2 separate regions of the Mus musculus genome follow, and region 2 is linked to region 1. A link is a contact called in ENCODE Hi-C or POLR2A ChIA-PET data. All regions are on one chromosome and are shown on one strand. The core of a region is the stretch at or near the end of the contact, and the rest is flanking DNA. Distances in the headings are between cores, read along the strand shown. Region 1 holds the start of Nck1 (non-catalytic region of tyrosine kinase adaptor protein 1). Region 2 holds the start of Pccb (propionyl Coenzyme A carboxylase, beta polypeptide).

What was found. Hi-C counts contacts between places; a loop is a spot of excess contacts on that map. ChIA-PET counts read pairs that join two places held with the same protein, here RNA polymerase II (POLR2A).
Region 2: a map of T-helper 2 cell shows a loop between it and region 1 (2.6-fold over the local background). The contact joins the promoter of Pccb here to the promoter of Nck1 in region 1. A Hi-C loop is called at or near these places in 1 of 37 maps with a recorded cell type or tissue (T-helper 2 cell). POLR2A ChIA-PET finds 5 or more read pairs at or near these places in 4 of 5 experiments (Patski and embryonic stem cell).

The regions. Positions count from the first base shown.
Region 1 is chr9:100,543,973-100,548,499 of GRCm38, reverse strand. Nck1 (non-catalytic region of tyrosine kinase adaptor protein 1) reads left to right here and starts at 2,366. Exons shown (of 4, transcript NM_010878.3): 1 at 2,366-2,505. It overlaps Gm46139, which reads right to left. Exons shown (of 2, transcript XM_017313741.1): 2 at 1-3,043. The coding sequence ends at 2,396.
Region 2 is chr9:101,032,415-101,036,941 of GRCm38, reverse strand. It overlaps Pccb (propionyl Coenzyme A carboxylase, beta polypeptide), which reads left to right and starts at 2,058. Exons shown (of 15, transcript NM_025835.3): 1 at 2,058-2,273. The coding sequence starts at 2,085.

The DNA of each region.
Region 1 (4,527 bases), core at 1,117-3,616:
AGGGAACTGCATGTAAGCAAAACCCATCACACATAAAAGAAAGTTGGTTTTTTTTTTTTTTTGAATTGCTACTTGCTTCTCAGTAGAAACAAGAGCTAGAAAACATCAGAATGATCTACTGAAAAAGTACTGAAAAACAACTCTTTAGTGAAACAACTCTTTCTCATTTCTTGTAGGATAAACTCTAAGGACCTCAGCTTTCCTAACACATTGCTTCAAATCTAGCCACTGTCTGCTCCATCAACATTACTATAATTGCTTAATGTCTTTAGACTTGGTAACTCCCTCCCAAGCCCTTCTTTTTGCTCAAATAGTCTTACTACACATTTCCCTCTCATTGTGGCTTAATGCCCATCTGTCCCTACATACAACTGTTGATATGGTTAGCACAGAAATAATACAGGTTGGTTTAAATCTCAATATCTGACACTGGTGTGGACTCAAGATCTGCAGTGCCTATTTTAGCACCTTCCATACAAGGTAGACTCTTTCCTATAACAGCATAACTATACTAAATCCAGAAGTTAAGTTTATTTAGTAGGGCCCACTAATGTTTACACTTCAATATCAAGTCTGTGATAACTTCTTGATAGCAGATAGGTAGGATTTTCTTCCTCCTAAACATTACTGTATGATAGGGACACTAAACTAGGTCATTCTAACTATATAAGCTGTCAATAGCTTACTGGGAAAGGTCTTAAGATATGGAGGATTCTTATTTCCTTTATTACCCCAAATATCCTCCTTTGGAGTTAATGGGGGTCAGCTGCCTGTATGTTTTTGCTTTTGAGATAGCATCTCTCTATGTAGCCTTGACTGTCCTAGGATTTGCTACATAAACCAGGGTGGCCTTGAACTTGCAGAACTTGAACCTGTCTCTGCATATATATATATATATATATATATTTGTCTTTTTGTTTTTTGAGACAGGGTTTCTCTGGGTAGCCCTGGCTGTCCTGGAACTCACACTCAATCTGTAGACCAGGCTGGCCTCGATCCACCTGCTTCTGCATGCATCACCCCCTTCTCTTCGGTATGTATGTTTTTAAATATATAATTTGCATTACTTACTTTTGATACTAACAATAGGCAGAGTATCCTTTCCCCAGTTTTATGTTCTACTTTTCTCAACTAAACTCAGGATTAAAAGGGGCTACAGGTAACTTGTATTTTACCTAGGGCAGGCCACCCATGTATTTATTAACATGCAATTAAGTTAAAAGCAGAAAACAACTTTTTAGGATTTACAGGTAGGGCTTGTAGTATAGCTAAAGGAAGGGGCTGAGATTCAGTGATTAAGAGCGCTGGTCTTCCAAGGGGCCTGAGTTTGATTCCCAGCACCCACAGGGTGGTTCAAAACCATCTGTAACTCCAGTTCCAGAAGATCCTATACCCTCATTTGACCTCCATGGGCAGCAAAATTATACACAAGTATAACACAAGTACACCAAACACTCGAACACACAAAGAATAAAAATGAATTTTTAAAAGATGAAAGGAAGCTGTATTAATTCCTCGATTGTTGAGGATGATGTGCTAGGCACGAGGTGGGCGTGGGTGAAACAGTTCTTTTAATAGACTTTGCAATCTAGGTATATGGGTGCAGCTACGCTGGAGGCAAAAACTCGTGTTTCCATAAAATTACCTAACCTAGAATGTTTCTTTTAGGTGCCACACCCACACTAAGCAACAAAGGTGATTGGGAAATAGTGAGGCAGGTTATGAGTCGCTGTAAGGCAAGTTAGGAAGGAGAGCCGATTTATTGATGCCTTCCTTGGCAGGTGGCTGGGACTGTGCCACTGCCATACTCACCCCTAGGGCAGAAGTAACTGTCCTTTTCACAGGACTGGAAGCCGGGAATGAAGGCTACCCACGCGCCAGGGCACTCGGAAGTTGCTCGCAAAGCTTATTTTGGTTGTGGTTTTCATTAACAAACATCTTACATTTTTCCCCCGAGGCTTCATTTTCTTTGTCGCTCCCTGTCCCTAAGATCTGCAGCTGGTCGGCCCTTTCAGATGCAGGCACCAGAGTAGTCTGGGTTGAACTCGGGACCGCTGTTCGACATTAATGAGCGATTTAAAATGAATGACAGGTTTTAGTAGCAGTGGGAGAGGCGGAAAGTAAGCAGCCACCGAGGAGGCTAGGGGAGAACAGGGCGGTGGGGCCCGGCGCTCCTCACCTTCTGTCCAAAGGCCGCGCAGTCTCAGCTCAGGGACCACTCAGGGCCCGCGCTTGATTGACAAGCCCGCTCGCCCAATCCCGGAGCGGCGCATTCCGCTGAAGCGTCAGGGGCGGGCGCAGGAGGCGATGGAGCCTATTAGATTGGGCGTGGAGCGGGTTTCCTGCCCGCAACGGTCCGCCCACCGGTTGCGCGCGCCCCGCCCCTCTCCGAGAGCTACGCGGCGGCGCAGCACAGGCCTCGTGCGGTAACGGCATCCGGGCAGCCGCGGTGGCGTCCCGGTGCGGTCCTCAGGTGACTGGAGCCGAGGGCTCGGCGGAGGGAAGGTGAGACGGCCTCGCTCGCGTGCGGACACACGCACAGTCCTTTCGGTCTCCCGGTCGGTCCGCTCTGCCTGCTAGTCTCTAGTCGCTTCCTCTTTCCCCGGCGAAGTTGGCCCGGGGGCGCCGTCTGCTGGCGGCGGAGCGGAGCGGAGGGGGCGGGGAGGCCGCTCGGCGGAGCTCGGGTGTCCGCGGTGCAGCCCGGTGACCCCGCGGCCTCTGGCCTGAGCTGCGAGCGCCGGTCGGGGAGGCGGGCAGGCAAGTGTGCGGCGCGCTGCCTCGGCGGTTCTCCGCAGAAAGCCCTGTCGGCGGTCTGTGTCGGTGTCCGAGGCCGGGACGGTAGGCTGGCAGGAAGGGCGCTCTCACCTCCAGCCGCCAGCCTGAGGAAGCCGAGAGGGGGGACATCCTCGGGGCGCGCCCTCCCCTCCCCCTCCCGTTCCGGAGCAGGAGAGATGTGGGTGTCCGGGGGCTGTTGAGGTGGGGTTGGTCCAGGAAAAGCAGTCCTCTGGGTTGGTTTCGTACTGTTGTCGTACGGGTTTCCGTGCTAGGTCGGTTCAGTGTTAACAGCTGGGTTGGAAGGAAGCTGGTTTTTTGTTCAGGGTTGAGGACCGTAACATGACCGGTTAACGTCGAGCCGAGCTGAAGTCACCCGAAGAAAAATACTGCCCTTAGTTAGGAAAGAATTCACAGGAGTTAGGAAAGAACGAGATGAAGAAAACTTCCTGACCCCATCTTGGGTGGGGAGCAGTGAGAATCCAGGGTTCGGCCAAAAAAACGGGTCAAGTTTTGCAAGAAGCGTTCCATTTTCAAAAGCTTTGGTAGCTTGATGATGATCAATCAGCCTTAACGGTTTCTTAAGCACCTGGAAATCAATTGTGTGCTTTCAGCCTTTAGCGACGTCACAACATGAACAGAGAAATAGTCCAAGGAGAAAGTTTTGATTGATCATTTTCAGTCTTGTTTTTAAATAGATATTCTCTTCACATCGTGATAGTTAAGTCAAAGCGTATGCGTTGGTTGATTAGTACTTTTTTTTCATCGTGGCCACATGTGGTGCTTTCTCTGGGAAAACTTCTGTAGGAATTGGCTAGAGTAACTAAAGCGTACATTGTGTTGATGTCTCCGCTGTATGTATGAGCATTATGTTTGAAAAGATTTGCCTCCCCAGCAAGCATTTTAAATTGTTTAGGTTTCCAAGCCCAACAGATCCGTGTATTAATAAGTCGACACGTTAATGTATTGCCTTATTAAACATTGAGTGATAGTTTATGCTGCTGATTTTCTAATTTGAGAACTTCGTTCTAGAGTTCAAGGCTTGTTGTGATTATTATTGTAAATAAATTCCTTCTCAGGAGAACTTGAAAAAAAATGAATTAACTCTGGCAATGTGGAAGAATGGATGCTTTCAATGCCAGAAAATCAAATGATTATTTCACTGTTAAGTAAAATTGGAGGAAACGTGAACTGAGCATTTAACAAATCCAACAGTTTGACGACAATTTGACAGGCCTGCCTGATTCTCACTTTAACCTATCAAGGAAATAGAACTTCAAAGTCTTCCCTTCACAACTGATGCCCCACGCCTCCAAGCTGTCTTTCATTAGCGATACATTAGTAGCATGCTTTCAGGAACCCAGACATAAACCTTAACATTGTACTGTTTTTTTGTAGTTGTTTTCTTTAAAAAAAAAATCTTACCTTTGTATTCTTATATATTGTTTTTCAGTTTCTGAACTACTCAGTAACTCTAACTGGATTTTCTGCCTGGAGGATCTCAAATGTGTTCTGCCTGTGCTGATCTTAAAATAATACTTTGAACATATTTTTCACTGTTTAGACACTAGTAATATCTTTCCTCTAGATTCCAGTCTTTTAAGGGTTTATTTTTATTTTATGTGTTTTGTAGTGTTTTGTACGACATGTGCTGTGGACTCTGGGGACAGAACAGAGATCCTCTGCAAGAGCTCTTAACCACTGAGCCATCTGTCCTAATACAGAAACATTCTCTGCAAACTACTAACTTTGCAA
Region 2 (4,527 bases), core at 809-3,308, 490 kb before region 1:
ACATAAGAACTCAAGGGTTTCTCAGGCTTCCCCACCCCCAGTTCCCCACCATCATGAAGGGTGCCAAGGCTCTATAAATAAATAAATCTTAAAAAAAAAAAAAAAGCAGGGCCAAGAGCTCTCTCATCTGGTGTCCCGTAGATGTAGGAGTTCCTTGCCCAGTCAGGAGTCTTCAGACCTTGGACAGCTTCTGTCTATGTTGAGGGAAACAGTTCTAAGAAACACAACTTGCGGCAAGTAGGTGGCTCAAAGATGATTATTCAGCCATGTTTAATCCCAGTACTTGAAAGGCTGAGGCAGGTGGATCTCTGAATTTCGGGCCAATCTTGTCTACATCATGAGTTCCAGGCCAGTTTAAGAGAGAGAGAGCCTCAAAACGTAAATGAAATAAATAAATAAAATGACATTAACGTTAAAGTCTCAGGCCAGAATTTGAACTCTGTGGGAGTCCTGCAGAGAGGTGGAGTGAGGTGGATTTAGGAAGGGTTAATAATCAACTCTGGCAGGCTTTTTTTATTTTTTTATTTTTTATTTTTTGGCTAAGAATGAGAAATATGCACCTTGTACTTTGCCTTAAAGACCTGCCACTTCGCTGGGTAAACAGATGAGAAAGCATTCATAGTAGAGTTTTCGAAAGCACTGGAGCAGCACTTCTCAGATGTTAGCATCTGAACTGACTAAAGGGTCCTTGCTAAGAGGTCAGCAGCCTCCCCCCCCCCCCCCCGCCCCCGCCCCCCGCCCCCGCCGCCGCCTTGCATCCCCTCTGATTAGTAGGTCTGAGCCCGAGCAGTCTGCTCCTAGTTTACTTTTCCTATTTCCTCCCAGCTAATGCCAAAGCCGCTGTGTTGACAAGATTCTCTTCTTGACCAAACTTCGGTCAGGCTCTACTGAGCATCTCTTGAATAGAACTGACCTTGGCTCCCAGGTCCTCTCTTCTAGAGGGTAGCTTTGCCAAGAATCCTGCTAAGTCAGTTATGCCAGAATCTTCCACCCTTGATGAGGGATCGCCCTCCATATTTGATAAGGTTCTTCTTCCACTGTCCCCCAAATGATGTCTGAGCACCCTGGCTTGCCTTCAACCAAGCAAACGTTGTTTGTCAGATTGCTCCTTGCCCTGTGTTCCCTATTAATTTTCTATCCATTGAGCTCCCTCCCCGATACATCTTGTCTTTGGTGTATTCGGGGTTGAGGCCAACCTCTCTCCCCTACTGTAAAACCCTATGGAGCCTAGACCTAGCACAATGGTCTCTAAAAGTTTACTTCACCATTCTGTGTCTCGTCACAAACTTAAAAAACATCAAATAATTTGTGTGTATCAGAGTTTGGGCGTGCACATGTGGAAGTCACAGGACAACATGGGGTGTCAATGGTCCCCTTATTTGTGTGAGAATTGGGTCTCATTTGCTTCTGTACATGCTAGGGTGGCTGTTCCGTGAGCTTCCTGGGATTCTTTTATTTCTGTCAGCTATCTCACCTAGGCAACCTCTCTGTACAGACACTCATTACTCTGGCTGAGTACTGAGTTTGGGGACCCCAATTTTGGTCCTCATACTCAGGCTGGCAAAGGCTTTAACTTAGCACTGAGCCAAGTAGCTTCCCAGCTCCTCTCCCCTTTAAGAGACCCTCTCTGGAGCTCAATACGTAGCTCACAAAACATTTCAGTCTTGACGCCATACAAACCTACTTCTGTTCCTGTGTATCCCATCTCTGAAATCTGGATATAAATTATTTCAAGGCTAAGTTTTAAGAGCAAAACCTGGCACAGCATTTGGTAAAAGTTGGTCAGAGCTCATTATCTATTCATTTTTGGGGGGAAGAGGGTCGACGAAGCCTGGAGTTTAGATGGCTAACGCAGAACGAGGAATGAAGTCCTTGTTCTGTGTGGCTACACGGGCACAGAGCTGAGAGGCAGGTATTTCCTAGAACAGGACCGCCTTGAGCCTGAATGCAAGCCTGTGACTGCTACCAGCTTTAGGGCCAGCGACGACGCGCAGGCGCAGACTCGCAATGTCTACGCTCTCTGCGCATGCGTCCTGAGGTGCAGTGTGTGTCACGCTGGCAGTCAAAAAAAAAAAAAAAAAAAAATGGCGGCGGCGATTAGGATTCGGGCGGTGGCGGCTGGAGCGAGGCTCAGCGTTCTGAATTGCGGCCTCGGCATCACGACCCGCGGCCTTTGCAGCCAGCCGGTTTCAGTTAAAGAGCGCATCGACAACAAGCGCCATGCAGCGTTGCTGGGAGGAGGCCAGCGCCGCATCGACGCGCAGCACAAGCGAGTGAGTCACGGGCGCCAGTGCGTCCCGCCCCCTCCGCTCCCGCCCTATCACAGCGCGCCGGGCTCGCGGCGCACGAGCCTCCCAGCCAATAGGCGCTGCGCCTGGGAGGGGCGCGGCGAGAACGTCCACCTGGAGAACCTAGAGCCCCCTCGGGTGTCAGTAGACATCTGCACCACTTAGGGAGGTCCCCAGGCGGTGGTGGTGGGCATTGGTCGTCGGATGGATGGATGGATGTGACCGGTCTCCAGCTGCGCTCCACTTAGCAGCTTTGAACTTTTGGGAAAGGTGGTCTTTAGAAAGCACCGTAAACAGAATAATGTCTTCCAGGTCTTGTTTGAATAAGATTGCCACGTTAATCGGCCACAGGCTCTGAATTTAAAAGACGGGATTGTTCTCCCGCTGCCTGAAAGTGTTTATGACAGTTTTTTTTTTTTTTTTTTTTTTCCCTTCCCTCTTCTCGGGGAAGGAAGCAGTAAAACCCAGGCACGAAGTATTAGAAAAAACTTGGTTATGTTCACATTAACCTGGTGTGTTGTCTCCCTGCGTGCTGGGGATTTGTGACGCCTGTGACCGAGGAAGTCTGGTTGGCCTCTTGAGAGGTTCATGTATCGATCTGCTGCATAGGAAGCAGGTGGACTTTCTATAAACTCTCAGGCTACTCTGCTGAGAGCAGCTGAGGCGGGAATCACATTTGAGCTTCTTCTGGGGAGGTCATTTAGCAGCAGAAAAACAAAAAACAACAGAAGCTGGAAGAGGTGACCCTAGACTTGAAGCCAGACTTGCCCAGTGTGTCCTTGACAACTGAGTGAGTCCAGGCAGAAGAGCTGGATAAGTTAACATGAAGGTTCCCTAAGGGAAGGGCTCCTGTGAAGGGCATGCAAGTCTTACCCAAGTGTGTGAAAATCTGGGTCAAATGTTGATTCAGATGTCCTGAGTTAGGTTTGAAAAAAGAAAAATGCTCAAGGAAAACTATTTATTCCTCTTGACACTTAGGGATGTAAATGTGGTTGTAAGGTTTATGGTGAGCCATAAGCCCTCTCTCCCTTGGGGTCCCTCTGAAGGGCTATTAAGTTCCCTGGGAAAGCCTGTCACTGCTCTGGTAACCTTTCTCTTGGGACACCCTTGCTCAGTTGCCTATTGCACCCCAGGCAAGATCCTGATGCTCTTACATTAAGGCCTTCAGAGCAGGTTTTCTGCTGTCAGAGTTTATTTAGTTGGGAGGCTAATTTGTGTTCCCTTTAAGCAAGTTTTTCATTATGTCCGTGAATCAGATGTCCTAAAAGAGGACCAGAAAGTATGAATATCTTAAAATTTATCGATCTGTCTATTATCTATATATCTATCTATCTGTCTATCTCCGTAGTTGTTAGATTATTTCCCCCCAAAGTACATTTGTTTTCCACAGCCTCTTTCCACAGCCTCTTTGGCTTTTACTTTTTGTTTGTTTGTTTGTTTGTTTTTCGAGACAGGGTTTCTCTGTGTAGCCCTGGCTGACCTGGAACTCACTTTGTAGACCAGGCTGGCCTCGAACTCAGAAATCCGCCTGCCTCTGCCTCCCGAGTGCTGGGATTAAAGGCGTGCGCCACCACTGCCCGGCTTTACTGTTTTATTAGAATATCTAATTTAAAGTTTTAAAATTTTTCTTCTTGTTTGTTTAATGTGTATATGTGCTGTTTTCTTAACACAGTAGGACAAGGAATTTATAGATTTGAGGTTTTGGGAGCCTAAGAGGTGGAGGCTTTTGGTAGATTGAGGATTCAAATTCATCTGAAAGGACATTTTGAACTAGGATCTCATGCAGCCCAGGTTGGCTTTGACTTTTCTTTGCAGTCAAGGATGATGCTGAACTTCTGACCCCTCTACTTCTAACTCGCCCCACCCCCAACCCCACCTCCCAGCTCTGATAATAGAGGCATTCATTAATTTTTTTTTTTTTTTTTTTTTTTTTGGTTTTTTTGAGACAGGGTTTCTCTTTATAGCCCTGGCTGTCCTGGAACTCACTTTGTAGACCAGGCTGGCCTTGAACTCAGAAATCCGCCTGCCTCTGCCTCCCGAGTGCTGGGATTAAATGCATGCGCCACCATAATTTGTGGTACTGGGAATTGCTTCTGTACACAATAGGCAAGCCCTCTACCAATTGAACTGTATCTCCAGCCATTTTCTTTTCTTTGTCTTGAAAACAACCCCCAACCCAAGAAGCTCTCCAGCACTCCGCACCTTCTCCTTTACTCCACAGAGCCCTGCTATGGGGATC